Linked DNA regions of Homo sapiens: regions 1 and 2 are each linked to region 3. The links are chromatin contacts, found by Hi-C or POLR2A ChIA-PET in ENCODE. All regions are on one chromosome and are shown on one strand. The core of a region is the stretch at or near the end of the contact, and the rest is flanking DNA. Distances in the headings are between cores, read along the strand shown. Region 1 has its middle 37 kb from the start of LINC02416. Region 2 overlaps VDR (vitamin D receptor). Region 3 overlaps SLC38A1 (solute carrier family 38 member 1).

Evidence for each region. Hi-C counts contacts between places; a loop is a spot of excess contacts on that map. ChIA-PET counts read pairs that join two places held with the same protein, here RNA polymerase II (POLR2A). Pooled maps may share reads with other maps.
Region 1: a pooled map shows a loop between it and region 3 (8-fold over the local background). The contact joins two enhancer-like sites. A Hi-C loop is called at or near these places in 2 of 37 single-sample maps with no recorded cell type and 3 of 50 pooled maps.
Region 2: a loop to region 3 is called in a pooled map, with 7 times the contacts of the local background. The contact joins two enhancer-like sites. A Hi-C loop is called at or near these places in 1 of 37 single-sample maps with no recorded cell type and 7 of 50 pooled maps. POLR2A ChIA-PET finds 5 or more read pairs at or near these places in 1 of 52 experiments (activated CD8-positive, alpha-beta memory T cell).

Annotation. Positions count from the first base shown.
Region 1 is chr12:47,315,002-47,318,790 of GRCh38, reverse strand. No RefSeq gene overlaps it. Among named protein-coding and RNA genes, the nearest start is that of LINC02416, 37 kb to the left of the region's middle. Within about 2 kb of position 1,495, at least 4 of the 41 ENCODE cell types and tissues checked have a DNase peak (open chromatin) inside an H3K27ac peak, as active enhancers do.
Region 2 is chr12:47,880,712-47,884,768 of GRCh38, reverse strand. VDR (vitamin D receptor) reads left to right here. Exons shown (of 10, transcript NM_000376.3): 2 at 1,995-2,075. Among named protein-coding and RNA genes, the nearest start is that of VDR, 22 kb to the left of the region's middle. RefSeq lists enhancers at 849-1,038, 1,469-1,578, 1,716-2,228. Within about 2 kb of position 1,513, at least 10 of the 41 ENCODE cell types and tissues checked have a DNase peak (open chromatin) inside an H3K27ac peak, as active enhancers do.
Region 3 is chr12:46,217,261-46,221,291 of GRCh38, reverse strand. All of the region lies in intron 5 of SLC38A1 (solute carrier family 38 member 1), which reads left to right. Among named protein-coding and RNA genes, the nearest start is that of SLC38A1, 50 kb to the left of the region's middle. RefSeq lists a silencer at 1,308-1,367. Within about 2 kb of position 2,736, at least 15 of the 41 ENCODE cell types and tissues checked have a DNase peak (open chromatin) inside an H3K27ac peak, as active enhancers do.

The DNA of each region.
Region 1 (3,789 bases), core at 246-2,745, 1.1 Mb before region 3:
CACCCAGCTGGACTTCCCAAAGTGCTGGTATTACAGGTGTGAGCCACAGCACCCGGCCAACTCTACCTCTTAATGGGAGAAACTACAGAATATTATGGCCATTTTTACAATGTACTGTATTTCAGTAGAGAAAAACTGGGAGTAGGGAAGGAAAAAGATGGACAACTTTTACTTTTCACTTACGGAATTACGTTTTGTTTAAATTTTAAAAATTATGGATGCATATACACTACTTCTACAATAACAATAATGATAACACATTAAAATATGACTCCAAATATTTCTTGTATTATCTTAGTTACACGAGGATAATAATCTAATCCACTGATATTTTGAAGGACCCATGATTTTGAATCAAAACACCTAATTCAGGCTTTGTCTTTGAACCACCTCTAATTATAAGGCTAAATAATGGTAAATTTAATATGAAATCCTCCAGCATGGAGCTTGACACATAGCAAATGTTGGGTAAATCTGAATCTGAATGAGAAGATAGGGGCAAAAAAGATGTATGAATAATATAAAAATAACTTTAAAATCTGTTCTATTTATTTTTTGTTTTGTTTTCTGAGACAAGGTCTTGCTCTGTTACCCAGGCTGGAGTGCAGTGGTGCAATCATAGCTCACTGCAACTCCTGGGCTCAAGGGATCCTCCCACCTCAGCCTCCCAAGTAGCTGGGACCACAGGCACACACCACCAAGCCAGGCTAGTTGTCTTTATTTTTATTTTTAATAGAGACGAGGTCTCCCTGTGATGCCCAGGCTGGTCTTGAACTCCTGAACTTGAGTGATCCTCCTGTATCAGCCTCCCAAAGTGCTGGGATTACAGGCATGAGTCACTGTGCCCAGCCAAAATCTGTTCTATTAATTTAGTGTTTATAAAAACAACTTGCCAGCTTTTATTATGGCAACTTGAACTTTAATGGACAAGAAAAGAGATTTGATTTAACTTCATATACTTGCAGTTTGGACTGTTGGAGAAAATATTAACAGCATGTCCATTGCTGTAATGCAAGCTGGGAATTATAACCTAAGGCAGCATGAAGAGTGTTCTTAAATTCTAGTCCTGCAAGTCACCCATCTAATTAAGAAACCATATATCTTATGATACATGCCAGGAATTCTCCTTAGCTATATCAAGTGGAGCCTTGGGGAGACATCCACAGGAGCTATTTTTCAAAAAACCTTCTTTCTGGCTGGGTGCGGTGGCTCACGCCTGTAATCCCAGCACTTCGGGAGGCCAAGGCGGGCAGGTCACCTGAGGACAGGAGTTCAAGACCAGCCTGGCCAACGTGGTGAAACCCCGTCTGTACTAAAAATACAAAAATTAGCCAGGCATGGTGGCACCTGCCAATAATCCCAGCCACTTGGGAGGCTGAGGCAGGAGAATCAATTGAACCCGGGAGGAGGAGGTGGCAGTGAGGCGAGATCACGCCATTGCACTCCAGCCTGGGCAAAAGAGCGAAACTCCGTCTCAAAACCAAAACCAAAACCAAAACAAACAAACAACAAAACTTCCTTTTTTTAGCAGCTGCAGCACATATTAGCAAGTGGCAGAAAAGTGACCTCTTAATTTTGTTCAATAGACCCCATATTCAGTTTGTTCTTGTGCTTTTACCAGTACTTACTATTTCTCCAAATTAAAAATGGATAAATAGAAGCAATAAAAATATGTTAGAGAAATTCTTGCAGATCTTTTTTGGCTGATTTTCAATCCAGAATATGTTTTCCTAAAGTCTCACAAAGTATTTACAAGAACAGGCCTGCTATTTATTTAATGACCATTCGATGCCATCCTGACCTTTCCCAGGAAGGTCAAAGAGTAGCCTGTTATTTGAATGCCTAATTTAACTGGACAAAGGAAATTGCTTTCATAATTTCTACTTTGGCCTTCCTGATTGAACCAAATGTCAACTTTCCACACAATGTTCCCCAACAAACATTCTTATTCCTAATGCAACCAGATTAGATCAATCTGCATCTGTCTCCATTGTACCCTGGGATTGCATAAACTCTGGATACATATTTATTTTGTGGATTCATTTCCATGTTAATTGGAACGCAGTTTCCTGGAATTTCTTTTCTGAGTATGATAATCTTCTTACAGTCAGCATGATGGAAACAGCTGTGTGCTGTTTACTTTAAGGAGGATGGTGTTCCTTGCTCAGATGATCATTGGATATCCACTTTCTAGATCAAATATTGTATCTCCATTCTTTCTTATAGAATTATTAGAACATGTTAATTTATGGAGGACTTTCAAACTCAATTTTATTAGGCTACTGGTTTGGGGAGAGCATAGTACACAACAAAAATTATTGAAAAGCCATAATATTTAATTAAATCTCTGCTTTCTAAGTAGATTTTTAAAATCAACCTTATTTATTTATTTATTTATTTATTTTTGAAACAGTGTCTTGCTCTGTCACCCAGGCTGGAGTGCAGTGGCACAATCTCGGCTCACTGCAACCTCTGCCTCCTGGGTTCAAGCGATTCTCCTGCCTCAGCCTCCCAAGTAGCTGGGATTATAGGCTCGTGCCACCACGTCCTGCTATTTTTTGTATTTTTAGTAGAGACGGGGGTTCAGCATGTTGGCCAGGCTGGAAATCAACTATTTTTTAATTACAAAAGTTATATATGTAAAGTGCAGAAAATCTGGAAGTTTGACAATCCCACTATTGTTAACATTTTGATGGCTTTCTTTCATAAACACATAATAGATTTTTGTAAGATATTTTTATTCTGAGCAGATAAATACAGTATCAGTCCAAACACTTTTTCACCAGCCATCCGTCTAATCTAACTAAGGAGTTATTAGATGATAAAATAAAGCAGATTATTCAATCCAACATCAAACATGTTCTGAAGATTTACTATGTGCTCCACACTTTCTCCTCTCTGGGATGGGTGAGAAGAGCACAAAAATAAATAAGACACATCCTTGCTTTGTCAACATGATTAGCAACCAAGATAGAGTTGCTTTAGCCTCCACAGGTATATTGCCATTCCAAACACAGTCAGGCTTAATAAATAAAAATAGAATACATATTAGGTAGACAACTCAGTCTCTACCATGTCACCTGAGTTTAGCCATGCATGTCTCTTTAGGGCAACCATTTTATATATAAGAGATGTCTCAGCTTCCCTCCCTGGAAACTCTTCTCTTCCCTCTCTAGGATCAGACACATGCTCTCATCAGTACAGTTAAGGATCAGATGAGAGATGAATTGGGCTTTGTCAATTCCCATTCCCATTGTTGCTTACTATCTTATCAACAAAACTAAAACAAGCTTAAGGAAAAATGTTTCATCTATGTTAATTTTCTCTACTCCTTTTTGTCATAAAAATAAAATAAATTATTTTTCATATTGTCCCTTTCCTGTGTCCTCTTAATCTTTGTTTTTTGCACAAAATTGCAGTATGGTTTACTTTACTTTTGGGGTCCAATCCCAGGCTGAGGTCCTGACCCTTGAAATTCTTGAAAGCAGAGACACTCAACTACTGGCTGTTGTCAGATGCTGTGAGGACCTGAGCAGTTCTGGGTGAAAACCCAGATAGGGAAGTTGTTTCTCCAGTTGATGAACACACTGTAATTCTTATTTGGGACAGAAAAAAAGGTGTAGGAAGATGTTATGACTATGTAACAAATAGAAGCCTGGGCAACACAGGGAGACCACTTCTCTACAAAAATTTTTTAAAAACTCAACTGGGCACGGTGGCTCATGCCTGTAGTCCCAGCTACTCAGGAGGTTGAGTTGGGAGGATTACTTGAGCCTGGGAGGTTGAGGC
Region 2 (4,057 bases), core at 264-2,763, 1.7 Mb before region 3:
TCCCTCATGACCTGGGGATTGTTCTCTGCATTGCTCCTGACTTAGTGGAAGTGAAAGGTGTCCACGGCTTAGGGTTGCAGAAATGACTCAGAGCTAAGCTACCTAGATTCAAATCCAGCTCCAAAGACAATCACCTTCCCTGCGCCTCAGTTTCCACCCCTAAGATAGGGGCAATAAAGTACCCACTGGAGGAGGCTCTTATGAGAGTGAAGTGAGTGAGGACACAGGAAAACCATGGAGCAGGGCCCAGTGCGGAGCAGTAGGCATCTGCTCTGATGATTGTCATTGCAAAAGGACCCAGTTGGGCACTACAATCAGCCTGTCCTCATTTGGCCCCAGGAACCACCACTTGCCTAGCTGTGGGACCCTGGGTAAGTCACTCAGAGTGCTCTGAAATTTGGCTTTGCTACAAGTAGGACTGCTCCCTGCCTCACAGAACTGTTGTGAGGGCTAAATGAAATAATGTATGCAGAGCTTAGCAGGCCTGGCATGTAGTAAATACTCCGGAAACATTTTTTTTAAGTTCCAGGGTGGTTGTCTATCTGGATGTCACCTCTGACCTCTGAAAACCACAGGGATTGAGGATAGGAAAGCAGTGCTCCTTTCTGCATCCACCCGGTCCCCACCTCACCTTCCTGAGCACCAGGAAAGGAGCCTGAGGAATCAATAAGGCCAGAGGAGGAACCCTGCAGAGCGTGGTCAGCTGGGAAGGACTTGGGCAGTAGGAGCAGAGGGGGCAAAGGAGGGCCTGGGTTGGGGGTACGTGGCAGCATGCCTGTCCTCAGCAGACACCTCCCACTGCCCATGCTTCTTGTGGGGGTGGGCCAGCCCAGCTTAGGTTATCTTGGCTCATTGTCCACTAGTGTTTTCCTCAGATGCTCCCTGGGAGCTGGCAGTACTGGAGGGGGTGGCAAGTGGCCTCAGTCGGCTCACAGTTCTAGGACCGGGCCCAGGTCTTGGAAGCCCCTTGAGCTCTCCCCCTTCCCTGCTTAGGCCACTGGAAGACAGAGGTCTCCAAAGAAAGACAAAAGCTGGGGTCTAGACATACCCCATCTGGGGTCTGACTTAAAGGCCTTTGCCAGGGTCACCTCCTGTTGGCATCAGAGAAGGAAAGAAGTGTGTGTTTGTGTGTTTGTGTGTGTGTGTGTCTGTCTGTTTGTCTATGTCTGCAGGTGGACAAGTAGGGCCGGGTGTGAGTGGAAGTGGAAAGGATACTATTCTGCCCATCCCTCCTTGCTGGCCCCCCAGCCAGCTGCTAAGATCCAGAGTCTGGGCAGCAGAGTCAACCCTACTGCAGCTGGGGGTGTTGAGCATGTCTGGGGAAGAGCTAAAAGTGGCAGAAAACATCCTGTTTGAAAGCAATGCTTTGCTGTATTTAACCCCTGCAACACCTGCTCCGCCTACACCCGGTCTCCACAGACAGGAGATCTCAGACACCTGCCTTTGAAGCTGTCCCAAGAGGCCAAGGCTGTGGGCTGCCATCCAAGCCTGCCCCATTCCCAGCTCCTGTGCGGCACCTCCTCTGCCCTGCCTGGGGCAGCCGTCTTCCCGCTCTTAGCAGCAGGACACATGGCCCAGTTGCTCTGCTTCCTGAGCTGCCTACAATCTGGAGATGGAGGGGGTAGTGAGAGTGTGGGTCTCCCTAACGAAAAGGCCCTTCCTCCCTCCTGACACCCTGGGCTGTGAGAGGAGAAGGAGTGCCTAGGCGGGAGGCTGTTTCCTTCTGCCTGGGGCTGGTTGCCGCCACCGCTTCCCACTGCTCCTGCTACTCCCTGCCTCGAGGGAGGGCCATCCTGGCTGCTGCCCAGCCGCCACCCCCACACCCCTGCCAGCGATGACATGGCATGCCTGCTCCCAACAAGCCACTTCTGTTTGCAGTCACTGATCTGGGGACTAAAGTCCCTGGAAAGAGCCTCTCGTGCCCACTTCCTTAGAGACTGGGGAGGCGGTCAGCGCTCCGCCTTAGATAAAAGGTTTCCCCTTCTTCATTTCAGAAGCCTTTGGGTCTGAAGTGTCTGTGAGACCTCACAGAAGAGCACCCCTGGGCTCCACTTACCTGCCCCCTGCTCCTTCAGGTAGGTGTTTCCTCATCAGCCGCAACTTCCCTGGCTTTCTGTTTTCAAGGGGCGGGGTGGGGGGGAGGGGCATAAGAAGGTGGTGGGCAGGGGAAGGAAGGGATACCACCCAGGATTTTGCAAGGTGGGTCCCGGGCCAGCAGAGTCTGCAACTGAGATGCATGAGTGTGTGGGGTGCGGGTGGGAGTTCAGAGAAGGGCTCAGGAGATGGGGCTTGCTGGCTCCAGCCACGACCCTGGCTGGGCTCTCCTGTGCGTCTGATGTTTCCTATCCAGCCCCCATCTCCTCTTTCTCTTTGCTGCCTTCTTTAGTCTCTGCCTGTCATTCCTGGGACTTTCAGCTCTCAAGCCACAGAGGCTTGGACATCTCCACATGTGGACTCTGGTCCTGGGCGCTGGCTTCTTGATAGCAGCAAATAACCTCAAGCAGGGTTGGGTCTTCTGTCAGCTCCCCTGAAATGGTCTCATTCACTGTGGGCCTCTGGCTGCTTGATCCAGCCTTTCCAGCCTTCACCCCCAGCATAGAGACTTCCTGATGTCAAGGCAGCACCCCACCCCATTGCAGGACTGCCCCGTTGCTGTGCTGTGGTAGTATGTTGTTCCACTCGCTTGCATCATAGCATCTCCAAATGAGTCCATGTGATGCTGAACATGTGTTGACTGATTTAACAGATATTCCTTCCTACCCCCCATTTGATTTCTCTGTTTTCCACGAAATCCACCGGATACTTGGGAGCCTGGATGACCCAGACTCTGTAGCAACACCACGATGACTCGGAGCTGCAGCATCTCAGCTGACCCAGGGTTAAGCCACAAGCATCCTGGACAGTTTCCCCTATTACCCCACAATGATATTGGGCCTCCGGGATGCTGGCCACATCTTGAATGTGTGCTATGTTCTAAAACCTGCAGGCATCAGCTTGGACTTGGGATGGTCTTTGGGGACAATGTTGATAGATCCACAAGCACTTTTTCTATTTTTAATTGTTTTTTAAATTATGAAACGTTTTGTATATTCAGAAGGGCATGCAAACACAGATATACAAAACATAGATGTAGTGTTTTGCTAATAATAATAAGAAGAAGATACCATATGCTCACTACTCAAAAAATAGAATACTGCTACTATATAATGCACACCCCTCCCCGATCTCATCTCTCCAAAGGTTTCTGTTAATCATTCCTTTGTTCTTTTTTTCTGAACTTTTCTTATAGGTTCAGGGGGTACCTGTGCAGGTTTGTTACAAAGGTATATTGCAAGATACTGAGGTTTTGAGTATGAATGAATTGTCTCCCAGGTAGCGAGCATAGTACTCAATAGGTTGTTTTTCAGCCCCTGCCCCTGTCCACTTGTATTCCCAGTGTCCATTGTTCTCATCTTTATGTCCATATGTACATGATGTTTAGTTCCCACTTATAAGTGAGAACATGTGCTATTTTGTTTTCTGTTTCTGGCTTTGTTTCCTTAGGATAATGGTCTCCAGCTGTATCCATGTTGCTGCAAAGGAAAAAGGACAGTGTATGTGTGTAAAAAGGACAGTATACGTGTGTAAAAAGGACAGTATATGTGTGTGTATATATATATATATACACACACACACACATATACTGTATTTTCTTTATCTAGTCCAGAGTTGATGGGCACCTGGGTTGATTCTGTGTCTTTGCTATCGCTGCAATGATCTTTGTTCTCTTTCTGAAAGTGCTTCTCTCTTTATATATAGGTATATATTTATACTTGCTAAACTTTAATGTATATGTAGCTGCTAAAATTTAATATATACATTAAATATGTATTTATATATTTAATATATATTAATATATAATATATATTAATATGTATTTATATATTTAATGTATATATTATATATACATTAGAGTTTAGCAAGTATAAATCTAGCTGTGAAAGAAATTAGCAATAGTGTCACTATTACTATTAGGATAGTTCAAAAGTAATTGCGATCTTTGCCATTATTTTTGATG
Region 3 (4,031 bases), core at 1,487-3,986:
TGTCAGTTACAGCAATTATCTTCACTTTGGTGGATTGTTCACTTAATTGTAGGTGAATTCTCTGGCCCTCTCTCCCTCCCTGTCTCTCTGTCTGTCTCTCAATATTCTCCTTTGTGGGCCATTTGTAATTATCCTACCAGCAAAACTATGCACCATTGTATTGTCTATGATCCATGTTTACAAACAAATCAGTTAGTACCCCTTCCAGTAAGGATAAGTCGAAAAATATAAGGGTCTCTGTAAACTGAGATCAGACTACCAGGTCCCTTCTCTCTTTAAATTTAGTGTTTTACAATTGAGCCTACATAAGGAGTAAATAGAAATAGAAGTAAAAGTATAGACCCATCAGCACGTTGCCCTAAGTCCTTGCTTGTATGTTATGGGAATTTGATCATTATTATCCCATCACAAAAAATAGTCTTCTCATTCTATCGGGAGAATTATATTCTTAACCAATTGCACCAGCATCACTTTCTGATGTCTCTAAATATTTTTCAGCAAATTCTACTAAGTTGCAGTGAGATTGCAGCATACCTTTATACAAACTTGGCCTGCTCTTAAGCTATCGTTGCTTTATTACTTTACATATATGCCAAAAAGGTTGAATGACACCTACCAAGATAATAATTTTGCTCTCAGTGGCAACGAAGATGGTCTGTGTGCTATTTATCAAGTTATTCCTTATAAATGGTAAGTCATCTCCTCTGTGCATTCCTAAGTGAGCAGTTCTTTGCCTCCTTAGGAAATACCAAACTGGATCTTGTGATCTAAAGACAGAGCAGTTAAGAGGAAGTCAATAAGGAAACCCTACTCTTCCGGATGATCCTAGGAGGTCCATCGGACTAGTCACATTCATCTTTCCTCTTGCCAATCAGTTTCTTGTTTTTAGAATTCTTTGAGTTATAGTCACAGTTCCTTAGAAATGATTTGAAGAGAAAATTGTCCTTTGGCTGGCAGCAAAAATCATTGACATCAGAGTCTGTTGTTTGGGAGTAATAACCCGGGAGAGGGAGAAATGGCACATTCAGGCTTGCCAACATTTGAAATACATGGAAAAGGGACAGTGGCAGTGCCATTGAACTCTATTGAAATCCACTGGATTAAGAAGCTTTTCAGAAATAGGGAAATGGGAAAGTGGTTAGCATTGCGTTAACAATGAGTGCCTATTTTGTAAACAGAAATAGTTGGCATGTGTAGGAGATGAGTCCCACTCATTGTTTTTAGAAGTTGAGCAGCTATTGCTAGTTTATGAGTCGTCTGTGATGCATCTGATAAGGGGGTTCTAAGAATTCAATTCTCTTAGCCCCAGAAAGGTAGGGGTGTGTGTGCGTGTGTGTGTGCGCGCACATGCGCTAGAGTGTATACCCTGAGTTCACTCAGTCCTATTTATGCTGAGTTGCCTCAGGTGCCTTGGTCCTATCCAAGGACAGCAGTGTGATCTCTGTTTTGGTACAGTGTATTTTTCTTAGCCTGCAACAGACAACTTAACTATACTGGCTATGGTTTTACAGCATTATTTACCTCCATGATTGGTAGAATGCCTTCTCTGCTCACTCATCTGGTTTACAGTAGGCCAGGTTGGAGTTATCACAGTAGAGCAGGTTAAGTGTGGTGCAGAGAGTTGGATTTTCAAGGTTAGCTTGAACTTTTATTACTCACAGAGTGGTAGTTGGTTTAATTAGAAAACTACTCCTTTGTGGGCCAGTTAGTTTTGCTTTGTTCTCTGGCCACAGACTTTACCTTATGTCAGGCACATGATTTCAAAGATCTGCATCTATATCAGGGGTCAGCAAGGGACAGCCTGCAGACCAAAGCCACCCGCAGCCTCCTTTTGTGTGGCTGGCTAGGTAAGATTGACTTTTAATTTTATAAAGGACTTTAAAAAAGAAAAGATAGTTGTAAAGTGTACATTGTTCCATGAGATCTTTATAACAACCCTGTTAATTACCCCCATTTTATAGATAAAGAAACTGAAACTGCCTTTGCAAAATTATAACCAAGGAAATTATGACAGTGAAAGAAATCAGACCTAACCAACTCTATCTTGCTTCTAACCCTTAAGCTGTCCTTGTTCATTCCTGGGCATAGGCCGAACTAACTTTGGGAAGGAATTCAGTTCATGGTTTGACTGAAACAAAATTGGTAACAGCCCTTTTCCAAAAAGACCCCCTTCTTGCCTGGGGTCCAGTCTGCCTTTGCAGGACTAACAAATTAACTACACGATTAGAAATTACAGTTTAGGGGTCATGCAGCCTCTGGCTCCAAGAGTCTGAACCTCCCCAAATTGCTCCTCGGGGTAACATCATTATTGTAAAACCTAAGATCAGTGCTTGAGATATTTTGCAGAGCTGTACTCCATGTATCAGCTGACACCACCCAGACTGGTAATCTCGCCCAACCAGTTCTGCCATTGCACCCAGGAACAGAAGACAGCAAGAAAATCTTACTTCACCCCCCTATGATTTCATATCCAACTTAACCAATCATCACTCCCCACTTCCCAAGCCCCTAGCTGCCAAATTATCTTTAAGAACTCTGATCCCCGAATGCTCTGGGAGACTGATTTGAGTAATAATAAAACTCCGGTCTCCCACACAGCTGACTCTGCATGACTTACTCTTTCTCCATTGCAATTCCCCTGTCTCAATAAAGTGGTTCTGTCTAGGCAGCAGGCAAGGTGAACCCATTGGGCGACTACAAAACTAAAATTAACGGAGGCTAAGCAACTTGCCCAAGATGACTGACATCTGTGGGGAGGAGAGCAACAAGTCCATTGGGTGCTCCTCTTAAACCGCCTATTTCTCCTTAAATGTGTCTTGTTACCACAAAAACAGAATGGGAAAATATGAATGAAGCCCCCAATCCACCTTTCTACCGGAACAAAAGTCCCAAATACCCACCGAGAACAGCATATTCCTTTACTTCAACAGTCACATGGGATTTTTCTGTCACTCAAGAGTTAACATCTTTAGAATATGATAAAGAGTAGGGATCTAGGTTTGAGGAGAAGGGAAACGACTTGTCCTTGTGGAGTGGGAAAAGAGGAACGAGGACACATCAAGAGTGTCAAGAGTTATAAATGGAGTGCCCACAAAACCCACAGCCCTCTACCCACTATAGGTTAAAAACAGGAAGTGGTAGTGGTACATGGCGCTCTTTCTCACTGGTACAACATCCTCATTTAAGCTCAGACCTCCCTTTAACTTTTTTACAAAGAACCAACTAAACTAAAATTCTATTTTTACTGGGATACTTCTTTTAGATTCCTCTTTCTTTTGAGGATTATATTAGATACTATTTGAATTGGCCATCAGCAATGCATATTTATTTTTCTAGACAAAACAAAATACCTAACTGACAGTGAGGCTAGTTTAAGAAAAGCTTTGCACCACAGAGCTTAGATTTACCTACAAGGAAAGAAATGGAAAGAACGGTACAAATAATTGCTCTCCACCTGTTTCCTGCCTGGCCTTTTAAAACCACCCGTTTAATTCCCTAATCTAATTTGTAAGCATTATACATGATCACATGCTACAAGGTCACCGTGTGCTGGTCTTCTGACCCTCAGAATTTTGAAATTTGATCAGAATTTAGTGACTAAGAAGTCCACTTTAGGACTGAATAATTATGTTTCTACTCCTTTCTGTAAGTATTTTGTGAGCTCCTTAATCAAACAGGGATTCTATTAATGAGCTTAAGACTTAAACAAATGCAACTCTCCCCTAAAAAGGGGTTAAAATAATAATACTGTCACTTGAAAAGTTCTTTATATTTTTATTGTAAAACTAAGATAACCATTAAACCATTTTGAAAATGCATAAAATAAATGAAATAAAGTATAAAGAAAACACGCAAAGTCTCTCTGTTCGGAGTGTTCAGGCTCACCTTAGACAAGCTCCATTAACATTTCAATGTATTTCATTCTAAGATTTTTGTTTGGTCTTATTTTTTACAGTGTTATTCCACTCTGGATGTTTGACTTTGATAGACAATGCAACGTGATGGGTAGGGACTTTGGAGTCATACTACCA